Regions from separate parts of the Homo sapiens genome. Here region 1 is linked to region 2. Evidence: chromatin loops called from intact Hi-C (ENCODE). Cell type or tissue: endothelial cell of umbilical vein. All regions are shown on one strand. Each heading gives the region's core, and the rest is flanking DNA. Links, peaks and the distances in the headings are about the cores only.

Evidence for each region. Hi-C counts contacts between places; a loop is a spot of excess contacts. Peaks named below come from ENCODE experiments on the same cell type or tissue, not always from the same donor. Only the 100,000 strongest peaks of a DNase experiment are listed, where the experiment ranks them.
Region 1: a loop joins it to region 2, with 17 times the contacts of the local background. A loop is called at or near these places in 1 of 110 quality-filtered maps.

The regions. Positions count from the first base shown.
Region 1 is chr11:89,378,813-89,384,198 of GRCh38, reverse strand. All of the region lies in intron 11 of NOX4 (NADPH oxidase 4), which reads left to right. Among named protein-coding and RNA genes, the nearest start is that of NOX4, 110 kb to the left of the region's middle. In endothelial cell of umbilical vein, for the core only: no CTCF peak of the experiment used is centred there; DNase peaks (open chromatin) are centred at 2,948, 3,568 and 3,808; H3K27ac peaks cover 4,270 bases.
Region 2 is chr11:89,604,569-89,609,954 of GRCh38, reverse strand. No RefSeq gene overlaps it. Among named protein-coding and RNA genes, the nearest start is that of TRIM77, 100 kb to the left of the region's middle. In endothelial cell of umbilical vein, for the core only: no CTCF peak of the experiment used is centred there; DNase peaks (open chromatin) are centred at 1,534 and 2,974; H3K27ac peaks cover 2,855 bases.

The DNA.
Region 1 (5,386 bases), core at 127-5,126, 230 kb after region 2:
GGGAGGTATTGCAGATAGGAGAGTATATGGGTTTGGCACCATGGGGTGGATAGGCAAAACAATTTGGTTGATAACGCACAGATCCTGAACTAACTTGTAAGACTTGTCTGGTTTTTGGACAGGTAAAATGGGGAATTGTAAGGAGAGTTTATAGGCTTTAAAAGGCCATGCTGTAACAGGCGAGTGATTACAGGCCTTAATCCTTTTAAAGCCTGCTGTGGGATGGGATATTGGTGTTGAGTGGGTTAAAGGTGATTAGGTTTTAATGGGATGGTAAGGGGTGCATGATCAGTCCCCAAGGAGGGAGTAGAGTTATCCTATACTTGTGGATTAAGGTGGAGAGATACAAGGGGAGGATGTAAAGGAGGCTTTGAACTGGAGAAAAGGGTGGCAGTGAGGTGTGGCTATAGCCTAGGAATAGTCAGGGAAGCAGATAATTTAGTAAAAATGTCTCATCCTAATAAGGGAGCTGGGCAGGTGGGGATAACTTAAAAGGAGTGCATAAAAGAATGTTGTCCAAGTTGGCATCAGAGTTGGGGAGTTTTAAGAGGTTTCGAAGCCTGGCTGTCAATACCCACAACAGTTATGGAGGCAAGGGAAACATGCCCTTGAAAAGAAGGTAATGTGGAGTGGGTAGCCTCCGTATTGATTAAGAAGGGGATGGACTTACTTTCCACTGTAAGAGTTACCCAAAGTGTCTGTGATGGTCCAGGAGGCTTCAGAGGCGATCGGGCAGCATTAGTCTTCAGTCACTAAGCCGAGAAGACCTGGGAAGGAGTCAGTCAGAGGGCCTTGGGCCAGAGTTCCAGGGGCTCTGGGAGTAGCTGCTGGGCAAGTTGGACAGTTTGATTTCCAACGGGGTCCCGCATAGATGGGACATGGCTTAGGAGGAATCCTGGGCTGCAGGCATTCCTTGGCCCAGTGGCCAGATTTCTGGCACTTGAAGCAAGATCCTGAGGGAGGAGGTCCTTAAGGAATCCCAGACCGCTGTGGCTTAGGCGTTTTGAAGTTCTTGTGTGCTGCAAATGTGGCTGGGGTTTCTCTTACAGCACAGGCAAGTAATTGCAACTCCTCTGTTATTGAACATCTTGAAGGCGAGGTTGATTAATTCCTGTTGTGGGGTTTCAGGGCCCGATTCTAATTTTTGAAGCTTTTTTTTAATGTTAGGAGCTGACTGGGTGATAAAATGCATATTGAGAATAAGATGACCTTCTGGCCCCTCTGGGTCTAGGGCGGTAAAGGGTCTAAGAATTGTGGCCAAATGGGCCATGAACTGGGCTGGGTTTTTATATTTGATGAAAAAGAGCCTAAATGCTAACTGATTTGGGAGAGGTTGGATAAAGAAAAAGGAGCATTAACCTTGACTATGCCTTTAGCTCCAGCCACCTTTTTAAGAGGAAATTATTGGGCAGGTGGGGGAGGGCTAGTCACAGAACAAAACTGTAAGCCAGACTGGGTGTGAACAGGGGAGGTGACAGAAGAATTATAGGGTGGGGGAGTGGAGTCTGAGGAAGATTTGGAGCCTGATTCAGCCTGGCAGGGAGTGACCTGAGGAGGAGCAGTCTTGGGAGGAGGGGAGAAGTCAGATGGGTCGGTAGAAAAGGAAGATTGAAAAGACTCAGCAACACTTGGGGTTGGGACTGAGGGGACAGGTGGGAGGGAAGGAAGGATTTGGGATGAGTCGCATTGGGAACAGAGACTAGGGAGGGACCAATGTGTAAAAGAATGCCTGGATGTCAGGCACCTCAGACCATTTGCCCATTTTACGACAAAAATTATCTAGATCTTGTACAATGGAGAAATTGAGAGTGTTTTCTGGCTATTTGGAACTATTGTCGAGTTTGTATTGGGGTCAAGTGGCATTGCAGAAGAAAATAAGGCATTTAGGTTTTAGGTCAGGTGTGAGTTGAAGAGGCTTTAAGTTCTTGGAACACAGGCCAAGGGAGAAGAAGGAGGAATGAAGGGTGGAAGGTTGCCCATAGTGAAGAAGGCAAGCCCAGAGAAAAGAAAGGGTAGGGACACGGAGAGAAGGGGTGGGGGGTACCTGCCCTCCCCCCTCAGGAAAGTGGTACTTGCCACTAAGGTGAAGGATCAAGGCAGGAGTCCCTGCGGTGATCAGACACCTCTGAAACGTGGGTGAATAATCAGACAGGTGTCCCCACAGTGATTAAACACCAAGGGAAAACTGTCTTGCCGAGTCCGTGACTGGTGCCGGAGTTTTGGGTTCACGGATAAAATGCATCTCTTCTGTCTCTACCAGAAAAGGAAAGGAACAGAAATTAAGAGAAGAGAGAGACCCAAGGGTGGCACCAAGATTGAAAGGAGAAAGAGGTTGAAGGATAGTGAGAGAGGCTGGAGAAGAGTAAAAAGAGCCTGCTTACCCGATTTAAAATTGGTGATGTTCCTTGGGCTGGTTGGTCTGAGGACCAGAGGTTGTAGGTGGATCTTTCTCATGGAGCAAAGAGCAGGAGGACAGGGGATTGATCTCCCAAGGGAGGTCCCCCCGATCCAAATCACAGCACCAAATTTCACTCATGTCAGCGTGAAAAGACCACCAAACAGGCTTTGCTTAAGCTAAGCAATAAAGCTTTTTAATCACCTGGGTGCAGATGGGCTGAGTCTGAAAAGAGAGCCAAGGTAGGGAGATAGGTTTGGGTCCATTTTATAGGATTTGTGTAGGTAATGGAAAATTACAGTTAAAGGGGGTTGTTCTCTGGCAGGCAGGGATGGGGGTCACAAAGTGCTCAGTGGGGGAGCTTTTGGGCCAGGAGAAGGAATTTCACAAGGTAATGTCATCAAAGGCAGGAACCGGCCATTTTCTCTTCTTTTGTGACTCTTCAGTTACTTCAGGCCATCTGGATGTATACGTGCAGGCTTGGGCTCGGAGGCCTGACACAAACATGCTTTCCTGACATCTGTATTCTAACTTGTGTGATTCATTGTTTTTAAGCTTGAATAACCTGATTTCACATATTTTTCCATGAGTCAGAGGCATGTCTAGCTGTTAGTTTGTTATTGTCTGTACTTTTACATAGCATGCCTGCACTAGCCATCATTTTTCTACTTTGTGTTTTTAATCTTTTAACCAGTCACTTTGGGAAGAGTTTTTCCAGGAATAGTTTTTCCCGTTTTCAAAGAAAACCAGGCAAGAATGGCTATGGATCTCACAAAGACTGGCAACATTTTGTTGCTATTGTTTATTTAATTTAGTGGGTTTAAATGAAACCAGGACATCTGCAGCAGTTTTGATCTCTGGTCTTGCTCTCAACTATTTAAATCTTAAAAATTGTTTTGCTCTATGTTTTCATAATTTTATTGCTTGTCAAAAATCAGCTGGGATACATGATAGGTTAGCATGGTGACAATGTTATCTTAACCATAGATGAAGCAAAGTGGTGAAAATTTCCTGAGAAGATGATTAATGTTCATGAAAAATTAATAGGACATCTGAGTTTCTTGAGATGTAAACATCATCTAACTGCTCTAGTTTGGCTTTTTTCCAAGGGAAATAAAAATATTCCCTTAGTGTCTAATAAGAGTCTACATGATAAGTATGAACTTTAGAAGGTTAGTGTATTTAGGGTAAATCTATTGAATATTGAGCTTAATTTATTCAATCCTTATTTTTGGGTGCCTGTTTTTACCTAAGTACCAAAAGGAAATGATCAATGAAAGTTTCTTTCCTGACTCACATCCCTTCTAGCTACTGCTCCCTCTCTCAGCAATCCAGTTCCTTTCCTCTCATTCTCTTAAATCAACCATCTTTTGATTGTTGATTTAAGCACACTACTAAAAATGTCCAGGTTCAGCAGTGACCATGTTATTGTTCAGTTCTCACTCTTCAATGGGTTTGACCAATAAGCAGCTCTTAATACAGCTGATCATTCACTTTACTGAAACACTTTTTTCCACTTACCTGTTTTTCTCCACATTTTCTGGCTATTTTTACTCAGTCTATTTTTGTTGTTCCTTATCATCCCCACAAGCTCTAAGTATTACAACATACCAGTGTTCATTTCTTCAACCTCTCTTTCTCTCTAGCTGTACACATTTCTCTGGTAGTCTCTCTCATCTTGTTGATACATCCATATGCTTCATGTCCCAAGTTTATATTCCTAGCCCAGATTTTAACTCTGTAATTCAGGCTCATATATCCAGAACATTTAGGCCTTTGGCTTTTACTTTGATTGATAAAGGAGTTGTGGGAGAGTGTGAATGGAGAAATGACATGATATGGCTTACTTTTCAACAGGATCACTCTGGCTGCTGTGTTAAGAGTAGATGAGGGGAAGCAAGTGCAGAAACAGGGGGTCCAGTTAGGAGCTGTTGCAGTCATCTAGTCGAAGTATGATGATGATTTTGACCAGGGTGGTGATAGTGGAAATGGTGAGAAGTGGTCATATTCTGAATATATTTTAAAGTTAGAGTTAACAAAATGTATTCCATGGATTGTATATAATGTGAAAGGAAGTGAAGTCAAGGCTGACCCCAGAGTTTTTGGTCCGAGCAACTGGAATTTCATTAACTGAGATAGGGAAGGTTGGGGTTGGAGAGGAGGTTCTGATGGAAATTTGTGCAACTCCACTTAGGAAGTGTTATTTTGAGATGACACTTAGAGTGCTTTCATTAAATATTTATTGAGCAAATGACTGGCATCTCAGCCCTGCCTTCCACGACCAGTTATTTCTATACATAGAGGCTTTGTGTTTCACGTCTCCTTGTCTTTGGGTTTGTGGAGTAGTAGTTACATGGCTGGTGATCAGAGCAAAGTGAATCTGGGGATAAAATTACCCCATATACAGACACAAACAGATTTTTTTTTTTTTAATGATGAGCCCCAACTCTAACTTCCTCCTATTACACTGAGACCTGGGTTTTTCCAGTGTTGTGATCAAAAGATGGGCTTACTTCTCAAGGTAATCTCTGTTTGAAGGCAATGAGACTTTGGTTTCATATGTTTTGTTTAGTCAGTTCCTAAATGGCTACCTCATCCACTTGTCACTTTTCAAAAATGTGTTGACATCTCTTTATTATTCTTATCACTCCCCATGTTATTTTTGCCATTGTGGCATCTATTTTTATATCTCTAAATTGTTATTTTAGTATTCTGTTTGCCTAAGGGACCTGAGATAAATGCACACGTTCAATCCAAGTTAATAAAAATTCCACTTGCATATTCTTCCAGAATCTTTCTTTTTAATATTGAATATATTTTTCATTCAAATATACAATTAAACACTTTTTTCTTTCATACAAATGCAAAAGCATTAAAGTTTTAATTTGTCAAAATGTTTACTGTCATGATGTTGCATTAATTGTGGGAGATTCGGTGCTCCGCGTGATCTCCTCTCAGACATTTAGAGCAATCTTCACTTGTGAAATTGCA
Region 2 (5,386 bases), core at 259-5,258:
ATGGGGAGCTCAATCCTACAACTGTAAGAAACTGAATTCTGTCAATATCCCAAATGAGCAAGGAATTGGATTCTCCTCTAGAGCCTCCAGATAGGAATACAGCCATGATGACACTTTGATTTCAGCCTTAGGGGCCCCAAAGCAAACAAGCCAAGACTTTTGATCTATGGATCTAAACTGTGAGATAATAAATTTGTGGGTCTTTTGGGCTTTTTTTTTTTTTGAGACAGAGTTTCGCTCTTGTTGCCCAAGCTGGAGTGCAATGGCACAATCTCAGCTCACTGAAACCTCTGCCTCCTGGGTTCAAGTGATTCTCTTGCCTCAGCCTCCCGAGTAGCTGGGATTACAGGCATGCATTACCTTGCCCAGCTAATTTTTTTGTATCTTTAGTAGAAACGGGGTTTCATTATGTTAGCCAGGCTGGTCTCCATCTCCTGACCTCAGGTGATCTGCCTGCCTCAGCCTCCCAAAGAGCTGGGATTTCAGGCGTGAGCCACTGCACCCGGCCAAATTTGTGTTTTTTAAGCTGCTCAATTTGTAGTAACTTGTTACAGCAGAAGTAGAAAACCAATAAAGTTTCTATTTCTGGGATAAATCCCACTTGGTCATGATGAATTATCTCTTTTATGTGTTGTTGAATTCAATTTGCTAGTATTTTACTGAAGAATTTTGCATCAATATTTATCAGACATACTGGTCTGTAGTTTTCTTTTTTATATTTTGATGTATCTTTAACAAAAAACTGGCTATAGAAGGGACATACCTCAATATAATAAAAGCCATATACAGCAGAACCTTAGCTAGTTGCATACTGAATGGGGAAAGCCTGAAAGCCTTTTCTCTGAGATCTGGAACATGACAAGGATGTTCACTTTCACCACTGTTATCAAACATAGTTCTGAAAGTCCTAGCTAAGGAATCAGTAAAAAGAAAGAAAGAAAGAGCATCAAAATTGGAAAGCGGGAAGTCAAATTATCCTTGTTGGCAGATAATACAATCTTATAGTTGGACTCCACCAAAAAACTATTAGAAACTATTAGAATTGATAAATAAATTTAGTAAAGGTGTTATCTATAACTTTCAAACAAAAATTGGAGCCATACAAGAGTTAAGCTCACACAACTTGCAATTGTCAGAATTGATGCTATTAAATATGCTCTACTTTGAATGTGTGTGACACATGGTTTCTCTTTCTCTTTCACTTGAGAGAGATAACTGTATCTTAGATACATTACTTATCTATCTTCTCCATATTATCTGGTGTAGTCCTGGACACACAGACATCCCAGGGGGTGGACACTTGATGTGCTTCCCAGATCCTCCAACAATGAAGGACTTGGTGCTCTAAGAGGTGAGAATGTTGTCAGCCCCTTCAGAGACTGCCCCAGCTACAGAGCGGCCATAACCAACCACACACCCTCCAGAGGGTTGCCTGGATAAAATGACCGCTCCATATAGAAGGCCTGGCCAAGTTGGCCCGAGTCTGGACAACAATGAAGGGCTCTGATAGCTTCAGAGCTCCCCATAGGGTTGGTGGAGGCTGCTATTGAGATTACTTTGCCCATCAACTTCTCCCTGCTGCTTCCTGCTTCCTTCCCCTTCCTTCAACAGATGTGGACTCCATGGACACTCCTTAATAAACATCTTGCAAGCTAAACTGCTTCTCAGAATCTGCTTCCCAGAGAACTAATCCTGTATAATCCCACTGATACGTTTGGTTACATATGTACATATTGAATAAAGTTTATTTTACCTAGTAATTTGGGTAAAATATTAGCTCCTTGTCACAAATTTCCAAAGTGCAGAGACGGACTATTTTAATTGTGCTTGCAACTTTTATCTCATATTGTATGACTTTGAAAGTTGTTGAGAGCATATTTTATAAATAATCTCGCTTTGGGTGTTTTAGTAGTGTATGTGTAGCGCATAAATTAGGCAGCATTCTCATACAACACATATAACAGGTACTACAGGGACAGAGGAAGATCAGCATGTATCAACAAAAACCACACATTTTATGATTAACACAGAGGATGATATGGAAAGTTGAGTATACCCTCCCCTAATTTTTTCCCCGACTCTACAACCGTGCTGTGATGTTCCTGGCTTTGCGTGAGTTAACTTACTTGGGAGTACCAGAAAAGAAAAGAGGCTTTTCAGCGTAGGATTGTTTGTTTATTTGTTTGTTTGTTTAAGAGATAAGATCTCACTCTGTTGCCCAGGCTTGAGTGCAGTGACGCAATCATAGTTCACTGCAGCCTTGAACTCCTGGGCACAAGCAATCCAATTCTCCCATCTCGGCCTCCTGAGTAGCTGGAACTAAAGGCATGTGCCACCATGCCCGTCATGTTGTTTTTCCTTGTTAAAACCACTGAAGCCATCTTCCTGGTACCCATGATGAGATCACTCCTCTACTTGTCTTCTTGTTGCTTATTCTATCATCTCTGCACCTCCTGCTTTCCAAGAATTCACTGGCTACTAGATAGCCTTCTGCTATTTTCTAGTATCCTTATGTGCTCTCAAAATATGTGATACATAAGCAAAACACTGTTAACCATCACGAGAGGTTAGATTAACAGCTTCTTTCTTTTTTGTAGTTGCAATCTTTCCTCTCTCCTTCTACCATTTTTTTATTTGTTTTTAATGAAAAGAGGCTTCTAAGCATTTATTTTCACTACCTCTTCAAGAGCCACAAAAATCAAAAGTACTAAGAGTAATATTTTTAACTTTAGGAGCCCCAGGCAACCTTTCAAATAGATGACAAGCTTACAGTCAATAAAGAGGAATTTTAACCACATATCTCATGGATACAATGATGAACACTTGTCCCTTTTTACAGTCAGGAAGTAGAATCATCAGACCTCAAGTCAAAGTCCACATTTAAATCCCAAACACTCAGCTTCCTATGACGCATGCAGACATCCTTGCCCTTTGAACATACTACATCCCATAATAGTTGTTTTGCAGTGAATGCGCATTTCCTGGAGAATTGAGGTTGCCTCCTGGCCTTCCAATGTCCTGTGCTTCACTTCTATAATAGGTACATATGCATGGGCAAAGCTGTTGCCTTTGAGTTTTCACTGCCCAAGCTCAGGCAGGAACATAAGTTATCAGGATAGCATCCTAAAAGCACCTCTATTTCTTCCTGTTGGCAGTACATGCCAGAAAACTAAATTTTATGTTGTTTCATCTTATTTTTGGCAAGTTCATTCTGCAAAAGATATATCTTAACAGTAGCCAAGCACAAGCAATCAAACTCAGACTTATTATTTTCTTAATCCCGCATCACCCCTCAATATGGCCATTTTGGCCAGATTAACCCTGTGATTACATGTCTACTTGCGTTCTGTTTATTGGTTATTGTCTCAGTACATCTGCAATTTTAAGATTCATTACATTATCTTTTGCTTGTCTCTCCTATTCACCTGTCCGCAGTCTGTGTTTCACCTTTGCCCTCACCTGTCATCAGCCTGTCTCCCAAAAAAGGCCCCACCATTGTTCTGTTGCAAAATTCTATTTGGTCAGCTGCCTCATTACCTCTATTCAGGTCTTTTTCCTCTCCCCATATGCTCCAGTTCTCTGTTCCTGGATATGCTGGGTATAACTGGCACTCACTACTGAGTACAGGTACCCCTTATATGTGAGAGTCCTGGAGGCACCCAACCAATCTCACTATGGTCCTCAGTCAATGACTGAAATTGAGCTGCATTTCTTCATGGAGAAGTGGGAAGAATACCTCTTTCCCAATTTTAGCATGGCTGTATTCCACACAAGCATAAGACATTTATGTTTGTGTCTCAATCATTTACAAAGTTTATAGTGAAGTAGCTCTTTTAGGTTATAACTTACACTGCTTACTTTCCCCACCACCTATTAGCAAAAGAATGAGCCCATGGGACATTTGAATAGGAGACCAATCTGAGTGAAACTATTTACATGCAGATAGGTAACACCCAAAATTCTTCTTGGTAAAGCCAAATGCTGATGAACAGTGGCCAAACTCATTAGTTTAGCTCTCTTCCCCCCTACCCAGCTTTAATGAGGTATAACTGACAGTAAAAATTATATATATTTAAGATGTACAACATGATAATTTGATATATATACATGGTAAAATGGTGACCACAATCAAGTTAATTAACATATCCGTCACCTCACATAGTTACCATTTTTTTCTTTGTGGTACAAACACTGAAGATCTACTCTCTTAGCAAATATAAAGTATACAATACAGTATTAACAACTACAGTCTCTATGTTGTCCATTACATCCCCAGAACTTATTCATCTAATAACTGAAAGTTTATACCGTATGATCTTAGCTCTTTCTTTTATGGTAAGTCTCAGACTAGGCCTACTCCTGCGGGAGACTAGAGGAAATTCCTGAGCAGAAAGTGGAGTAGAGCAGGTAGATCTGAATAGAAAGTTAGCATGAAAGAAGTCATAGGGGCCTAAGAAGAAGGAGCATTGGGGAAGGGGACATGGTATGAGGACAGAAGCAGAATTATCATCAAGAGACTGCAAAGCACATATCAGTCATAACTGCCACAGAATAAGGCTCGTAGTCCTATTGTGGCTATTTACATAGGCATTTCTGCACATAACCTCTGTCAAGGGTACATGTTGGCTGTTCTCAGCACCATCGGACAGAACAAACCATTACCACTTGCCTCTCCATGTGTGAGGACCTCCCAGCAGAAATACTGCTTACCTGTGCCATGAGATTTGTTTAGTACCCCGGTGCTGTCTGGGTACCTTTCTCTAAGCTTCCCAGGAAATTCCTAAGGTCTGGAAACACAGGATAGTGTTCTTGACCAGTAGTGGTTTCGAAGAGAATTTTCATTCCACTTCCAGCCTCTGCATTTGGGTAGAACAAGACCACAATAAAATGAATTCCATTACACAAATATTACTTACAAATTCTGATCCTTCCTGAAGTGACTGGGAATATTGTATTTCTCTTTTGATTTGGAAAGAGTTGATATTTCTTCTCACCAACCTGCACTAAGTTCTGTTTGAACTGAGAATCTTTTACATTGGCTTTTTTTTTTCCCCAAAATCTGAAGTAGTGGTTCTTTTGACCTTACCGTTAACTGAAAGGAGAACAATTGGCTATAAAAGTAAGTGCAGCGTCTCTAAGAAATCCAAGTGTTTAGCAAATCAAATACAACATAAGGCACTTTAAGGTTTTATTAAAATCTCATTTATTGGCAAGAGTTGCTTCTTTCTGAAGAGTTCTAGTCTGCCTCTCAAGACTTAATCTGATGTTTTCCATTTGTTTTATAGTATGTTTTTTACCCTTTTCCTCACACAGTTCTCATACCTTTATGAAACTTTTCCCTTATGACTCTACTTCAGTGTCGTCTTCCCAGAGAACCCAACCAGTG